2 separate regions of the Homo sapiens genome follow, and region 2 is linked to region 1. A link is a contact called in ENCODE Hi-C or POLR2A ChIA-PET data. All regions are on one chromosome and are shown on one strand. The core of a region is the stretch at or near the end of the contact, and the rest is flanking DNA. Distances in the headings are between cores, read along the strand shown. Region 1 overlaps PLCB4 (phospholipase C beta 4). Region 2 overlaps PLCB4 (phospholipase C beta 4).

The links. A loop is a pair of places that touch in the nucleus more often than their neighbours do. ChIA-PET counts read pairs that join two places held with the same protein, here RNA polymerase II (POLR2A). Pooled maps may share reads with other maps.
Region 2: a map of left cardiac atrium shows a loop between it and region 1 (2.1-fold over the local background). The contact joins two enhancer-like sites. A Hi-C loop is called at or near these places in 2 of 168 maps with a recorded cell type or tissue (cardiac septum and left cardiac atrium) and 1 of 50 pooled maps. POLR2A ChIA-PET finds 5 or more read pairs at or near these places in 2 of 52 experiments (MCF 10A and WTC11).

The regions. Positions count from the first base shown.
Region 1 is chr20:9,118,286-9,121,385 of GRCh38, forward strand. The region is part of intron 2 of PLCB4 (phospholipase C beta 4); the gene reads left to right. Among named protein-coding and RNA genes, the nearest start is that of PLCB4, 51 kb to the left of the region's middle. Within about 2 kb of position 1,751, at least 5 of the 41 ENCODE cell types and tissues checked have a DNase peak (open chromatin) inside an H3K27ac peak, as active enhancers do.
Region 2 is chr20:9,227,204-9,230,707 of GRCh38, forward strand. All of the region lies in intron 3 of PLCB4 (phospholipase C beta 4), which reads left to right. Among named protein-coding and RNA genes, the nearest start is that of PLCB4, 160 kb to the left of the region's middle. Within about 2 kb of position 1,737, at least 3 of the 41 ENCODE cell types and tissues checked have a DNase peak (open chromatin) inside an H3K27ac peak, as active enhancers do.

The sequences.
Region 1 (3,100 bases), core at 501-3,000:
AAACTTAAAGTATAATAATAAAAAAAAAACAACAAAGTGCTTATAAAATATGAGAACAGAGCAACGGTAAGTGCAATCTTCTATAAACAAAGAATTTAATAAAAGAGACGGAAATAAAAATAACTTTAAAAAGTTAAAAAAAAAGAAAAAGGACAAATTAATATTAACTTTTAAAGCATGACATATCTAAAATATTATTTTCATGCATAATCAATATAAAAATTATCAAGACATTTTACATTCTTTTTTTAATTAAGTCTTCAAGATCTGGTGTGTAATTTACACACAGCACATCTCAGTTTGAATGAGCCACATTTCAAGTGCTCAGTAGCCACATGTGATTGGTTCCTTCCATATGTGACAGTGGAGGGCTAGAACAGAACAATGCCTGAGACACAGGGAAAAATCATTAGAGACTCGCTGAATGGGTGAACAAGTGAATGAATGAATGAATTTTATTTAGCATGTGTAAGTAATGAAAATCCAAGTCAAATTAGGAGTAAAATCAAGATCCCATAAAAAGTGATTTATTGTTAGAGAAAAGTGAGGCATTAGCACATATCCTTTACTGGAACACTATTGTGGTATCTGAATGGGCTCAGTTAACTGTCACCTTTATTAAGGCTCTCATGTGCTCTGAGCATCTTGCTAGGATGAGAAAAATAAGATGAAATTCTTAAGATATCGGAAGTCTGGTGAGTTGATAAGAACTTGATGCCTAACTGTGTTGTACATTGTACGTGTTACTGAAACAGCTGTGGGCATCATGAATTAATTTTTCCCAGGCTTTTATTCATATTCAAAAGCTTAGACTAATAGTCACATTTTATTAAGTACATTTTATGGGCCCTTAGCATTTTGCTAAATGCTAAGGGAGCAAGTATTTGCCCTCACACTATTTTAATGTGTATTTCTCTAGGTTACATTCTTAACTTACCTGCACTATCCTCCAAGCATAATTCTTCAAATTTTCAGCTGTATTGAGATTCTAAATGGACTTCCAATGTGGACTTTTCTTCGTTTTCAGCTTATAATTGGCAAGTTCCCATAGGAAAAAATCATTATTGGTGCTATAAAAGTACTTCTTATCTGTCACATTTGGGAAATGAAAGTTTTGTAAAGGTCAAAAGAAAGTGTGCCCCCAATTATGATGAAGACTTGTACATCATCACAAATAGTTTAATAGCTTGGAACTTATCTTAGTCTCTCTTACAGTGTATAAAGAGAAAGGAGAAAAAAAAAAAAAACAAAGTAGTCACTCCATAGCAATTTTACCATACAGTTTTAGGAGAGATGAAAAGGATCCCATCGAAATCATTTGATCAACATCTATCTATATCTTCTTTGTGGTTTGGAACTGTTTAAGTTATATAAGCCTACAAGTTTATTAGTTCACCTTTATTAATTTGTCAAGGTTAATGACTGCATAATGAGTTGAAGATAATTAAAGATTTGTTGGCAACCATCTGCTAGTGTTTACGCAGTACGGTAAGTTTTATAACTCATCTTGTAATGTTTCCTAAGGAGATTCTTTGCCACCTTACTAATTTTAAAAACACAAACCACGCTGTTGCCTTAGGCAGTGTAAGAATTCTTTTCCTTAATCTTTTAGCATATGACAGCCTATTAGGAAGATCAGATGATACACCTCTAAGAAGCCGGGAGTGTGTTTGCAGACACTGTTGAGAGTGGAGTGATACCAGCCGGTCGGACACATGACCTGGCAGTTCCCCTTTCTTTCAGCAATCTGCTTTGGCAGCCAGTCTGCCTCGGGCATCTGTGCTAATTATTCTGCCCCAGCAGCAGAGCTGTGGGCACTGCTCTAAGAAGGATCCCTCCTTGCTCTCCTTATGTGAAGGCCCATCTGCGTTACGGAAGTGAACAAACTGACTGAGTGCAGTCTTCTCCTGAGTGCCTACTGTGTGCAGCCTCATTATTAATAGATAATGAAGATAGCCATGTCAGATTAAAAGGAGGGATTGGGAACAGTTCAAGGCCCTCTCTGAATGTCTTATTCAAATTCCCATTTCATCTGTTCTCCCTTGACACGCTCCTTTTCTCAAACTCCTGAACTCAAGTGATCCACCCACCTTGGCCTCCCAAAAGTGCTGGGATTACAGGAGTGAGCCACCGTACCCAGCCGACCTGCTCCTTTTCTAAACCTCTCTCTTCTTCCTTTCTCTCTCTTAGCAACATCTTGCCATCTCCCCTTCTCTCTCTTTATAGTGAGTAATTACTAGTTGCTCTGTATTCTAGTTCCAAAATCTCTCCCATGTTCATCCTCTTGGATCCATTGTCTGGGTCAATACTACTTCTCATCTGCAGAGTGTCATTTGCTTCCTAATGGGTTTCCCCATATGTTCCTGCACTCCCTTGACCCAAGCTCACCTCCACTCACCTTCTGGAAGCACCATTCTGATCCCAAGGTGCCCTGCTGCAGTCTTCCATGGGTTTCCACGGCCAGGTGAATAATGTCAAAATTCCTTAACTAGACCGTCAGGAGCCTCCTCCTCCATGCTATGAGGTCTCCACCTCACTCCCAGCCTTATCTGCCTTCCCTGAACTGAATGGTCCCTAAACAAAATGAGCTGCTCTCTTTTGGTGTTTCCACCTGCTCTTGAGGTCCCCACCTGAGCTGTCCTTTGCCCCACATGTGTTGTTGTGCCATCACAGCTCTCAGCCCCAGTGCCATCTCCCTGAAGCCCTCCTCACACTGGAACCTCACCACACCCCTCACCGGGATGATCTACCCGTCTTGACCATCTCCTGGCTCTTTAGATCTCTCTGGAAGGTCTCAAAGCTTTTCCCTTTGTTGGATTTTATCCACACACCATTGGAGGCCCTACCTGTCAATTTCCAGAAGGCAGTGCGCCATTGACCCACTTTTGTGGCCACCACAGTACCCAGAGAGCACTTGGAATTCACCTAACACCTGGATGAATGTTTCTTGAATTTCTTAGTCCCTGATATGGAATATTCCTTGCTCTCTATTTTTTTTAACTAGTTTTTTTGTTTAGTAACCATCACCCACAATGACCAGAATTTTCTCTCCTTGCTTCTGGCTTCTCCACAGGGCTCTGAACGCCGCTTACGTGTCGTC
Region 2 (3,504 bases), core at 487-2,986, 110 kb after region 1:
TTGATCCTTTTCAGATATATGACTTGAAGATATTTTCTCCCATTCTGTAGACTGTCTTTTCATTTTCTTGATAACATCTTTTGATACACAAAAGTTTTTAATTTGACAGTCAAATGTATCTATTTTTTCTTTTTTTCCCACTTTTCTTGTCATATGTTAGATCCCTTCATATTTTGTTGTTATATTTAAGAATCCAAGTTTATGAAGAATTACCCTAAGATTTACACCCTGTGTTTTCTTCTATCAGTTTTATGATTTTTAGCCCTTATATTTAAGTCATAGAGCCATCCTGAATATGATGTGAGGTAGGGGTCTAATTTCATTAATTCGCATGTAGATATCCAGTTGCCCCAGCACCATTTATTGAAGAAACTATTCTTTCCAAGATTGAATCATCTTGGCACCCTTGTCAGGAGTCTATTGGCTGTAGATTTGTGGGTTTATTTCTTGATTCTAAATTCCATTGCATTGTTCTGTATGCCTATACTTATGTCACTGACACACTGTTTTTATTACTGTGTCTTTTGTAGTAAGTTTTGAATTCAGGAAATGTGAGTCCTCTAGCTTTGTTCTTTCCCATTATTATTTTGGCTACTTGGGGGGCTCCTCTTGAAGGAAGAGTTTTATTTTATAAATAAAAATGTAATACTTTTATTATTGTTTTGTCCTGCAGTGATTTTTCAACTATGGTATTATAGCTCAGGAGAAAGCAACTCCAGTAAATAATCATGTGATTGCATATGGGGTTATTATAGGCATGCTACAATCCAAGGGCTTCTTTTGCTTAAAGTTTTACATTCTAGAAGCCCTGGAAACCTTGATGAGAACTACATCAGTGGTATTCAAAGCAAAGCCAGCGCACAGACTGCTAAGTTAAAGCTGCTTGTTAGAATTCCAAGGGGCCATATTCCAGCAGCCTTTTGGAAAAGAGCAAATGTATGAGCTTCTCATTTGCAGTGATAACTAGACACTGTCCTGATTTATGCATATGTTTGCCTGTACTAGTTATTGCCTTCAATTATAGAAGCAATTTTGAAAACAACTTTCTCTTATGTAAAAGAAAGCTGTGATACAGGCATCAAAATCAGGAAAAAAATCAGAATTGTGATGAGAGAGAGTAAGGAAGAAGGCAGGTGATTTTCCTGGGATAAGTCACATTTGTTTCCAGTATGTTTGACCTCTAGACCATTCCTTTTTGAGTAGAGGAGACTATGTAGGATTTTCCTTTTGGAAAGAACTTTTGTCTGTGGATCCTTAGCAACTACTCTTTAAGCACTTCCAGATGGTCTTTAAAGTCCTCATCTAATGGAAGCTGAGAGATTGTTCCTGGGGGTTAGGGGGTGGATAGAAAAGGGCTTTAACTACTGGATACCTTGACAATGGGAAGCTATAAGAAGGAGACACATGTATTTTTCAGCTGACCCTCATCAAAATACAATTAGAAGTAGGTACATATGTGTGTTTATGTGTATATGTGTGTTTATGTGTATATGTATTAGACACTGCTGAGCCTAGAGCACTGAGTGAAACACTTCAGTAACTATAATGGGAGAACTTCTTGGATTAGACAAACTAAAGGAGGAAGAAAGAAATGGGCTAGGGCAGAAGGCCCAGGGCCATCTTCATGGGTAGAGAAGGTTGACTTCTGGGCCCATGCAGAACCTCCTAAAGCTGAGATGGAGAGAATGCTGAGAAGCAGATTCCTAAGAGGCAGCTGATATCAACAGGCCTGACTCGGGCCAGCCAGAACTCACCACTAGGTCCTTGGTCTTCATGGTTTGGCAGGAGCTTTTGGCATCGCTGTGAGGATAACATTCTCATCTGGTGCAAACAACAAAATAAAACAAACCCCATGCTCTTAGAGAGTGCCTAAGACATTGTGAGAGTTTAATAAATGATAGCTATTATTTTTGTTTAATATACAAAAAGAGTGGTTCTTAAAGGTCATCCCATAAAGCAGCCTTTTTTAAGGATCTCCAGAGGAAGTGTGGACTACAGTCTCCTGTCTGATTCATCCACTGTGAGAGTTTATTTCCCTACGGGCGTGGAAGGACTAGCAACACTAAAATCTCATTAAACGGGTACAGAATGAAGCTGCTTTCAGTGGATGTGTGCTTTCAGATCTATCACAAGTGTGAGTAGTTGTCATTTTTTAGCCACTAAAATTGATTCAGAAATTCTGCAAACAAAGGAAGGATTTTAGGATGCAGTGCAGCCAGAAGAAGGCCACATGTCTCCTGCTTGTGCTCAGTGCCTTTCATGGAGGTTATTGTGCAGTATGGAAGGTCAGTAACCAAAGTGCATGCTGCAGGGAGAAATACCAAACTGTCAACAGGGATTCCCTTTCAAGGTTCCATTGGAGTTGGAAGTTTTACCTCTTTATTTTATGTTTTCTCAAGATGTGGTGAACTTATTTTTTTTTTATTTGGTACCTTTTAATACATCTAAAAACAGTTTTTACAACAAATCTGGGTTCTTTGTGTTTAAAACTTTTTTCCTTCAAATTTTAAGTTCAGGGGCATATGTGCAGGATGTGCAGGTCTGTTACATAGGTAAACATGTGCCATGGTGGTTTGCTGCACAAGTCATCCCATCACCTAGATATTAAGCCCAGCATCCACGAGCTATCCTTCCTGATGCTCTCCCTCCCCCTACTTCCTGCCCTCTAACATTTTTTTTGAAGGTTAAAAAGGAATTATCAGAGTGATTATCAGGGAAAAAAGCTGGGAAATGTATTACACTTTTTTTTTCCACTGGTAATGAAAATGAACTAGGACTGATAACAAAATACCATAGACTGGATGGCCTAAACCCACAGTTCTGGAGGCCAGAAGTCCAAGATCAAGGTGTTGGCAGGTATAGTTTCTTCTGTGGCCTTTCTCCTTGGCTTGCAGATGGCTGCTTTCTTTCTTTGTCCTCACATGGTGTTTGCTGTGTACACTCACATTCCTGATGCCTCTTTTTGTGTCCAAATTTCCTTTTCTTATAAAAACACCAATCACACTGGATTTGGGCCCACCCCAACAGCCTTATTCTAACTTAATAACCTCTTTAAAGATACAGCCAAATACAAATACAATCATGTTCTGAGGTACTTGGGGGTTAAGGCTTCAACATATGAAATTTGAGGGCAGTGGGGGATAAAATTTTGTCCATAATAAGCAGTATAGGGGTAAAGGAGAACATAGGTAAAGCAGGAACTAAGAACCAGAAAAGTGGGTCAAAGTTCAGGGCCATGAAGTTAAGAAAAAGTTTTAGGAGGGGAATCTGTAGACTGAAAATGGCAAAGAAAGGATTTCCCTGACTGACCAGTGTCTCAGTTGGCTTTCACAAAATAACAAACTACCCTCAAAATTTAGTGGCTTAAAACAGTAGCCCCTCATTTAACTCACAATTCACTGGGTCAGCAATTTGGGCTGGCCTTGATTGGGAAGTTCTTTTGGTCTCCATTGGGCTCTCTTATGGGTCTCTGTTCAACTGCCAAGTATGCTGAGGGCTGGGTGG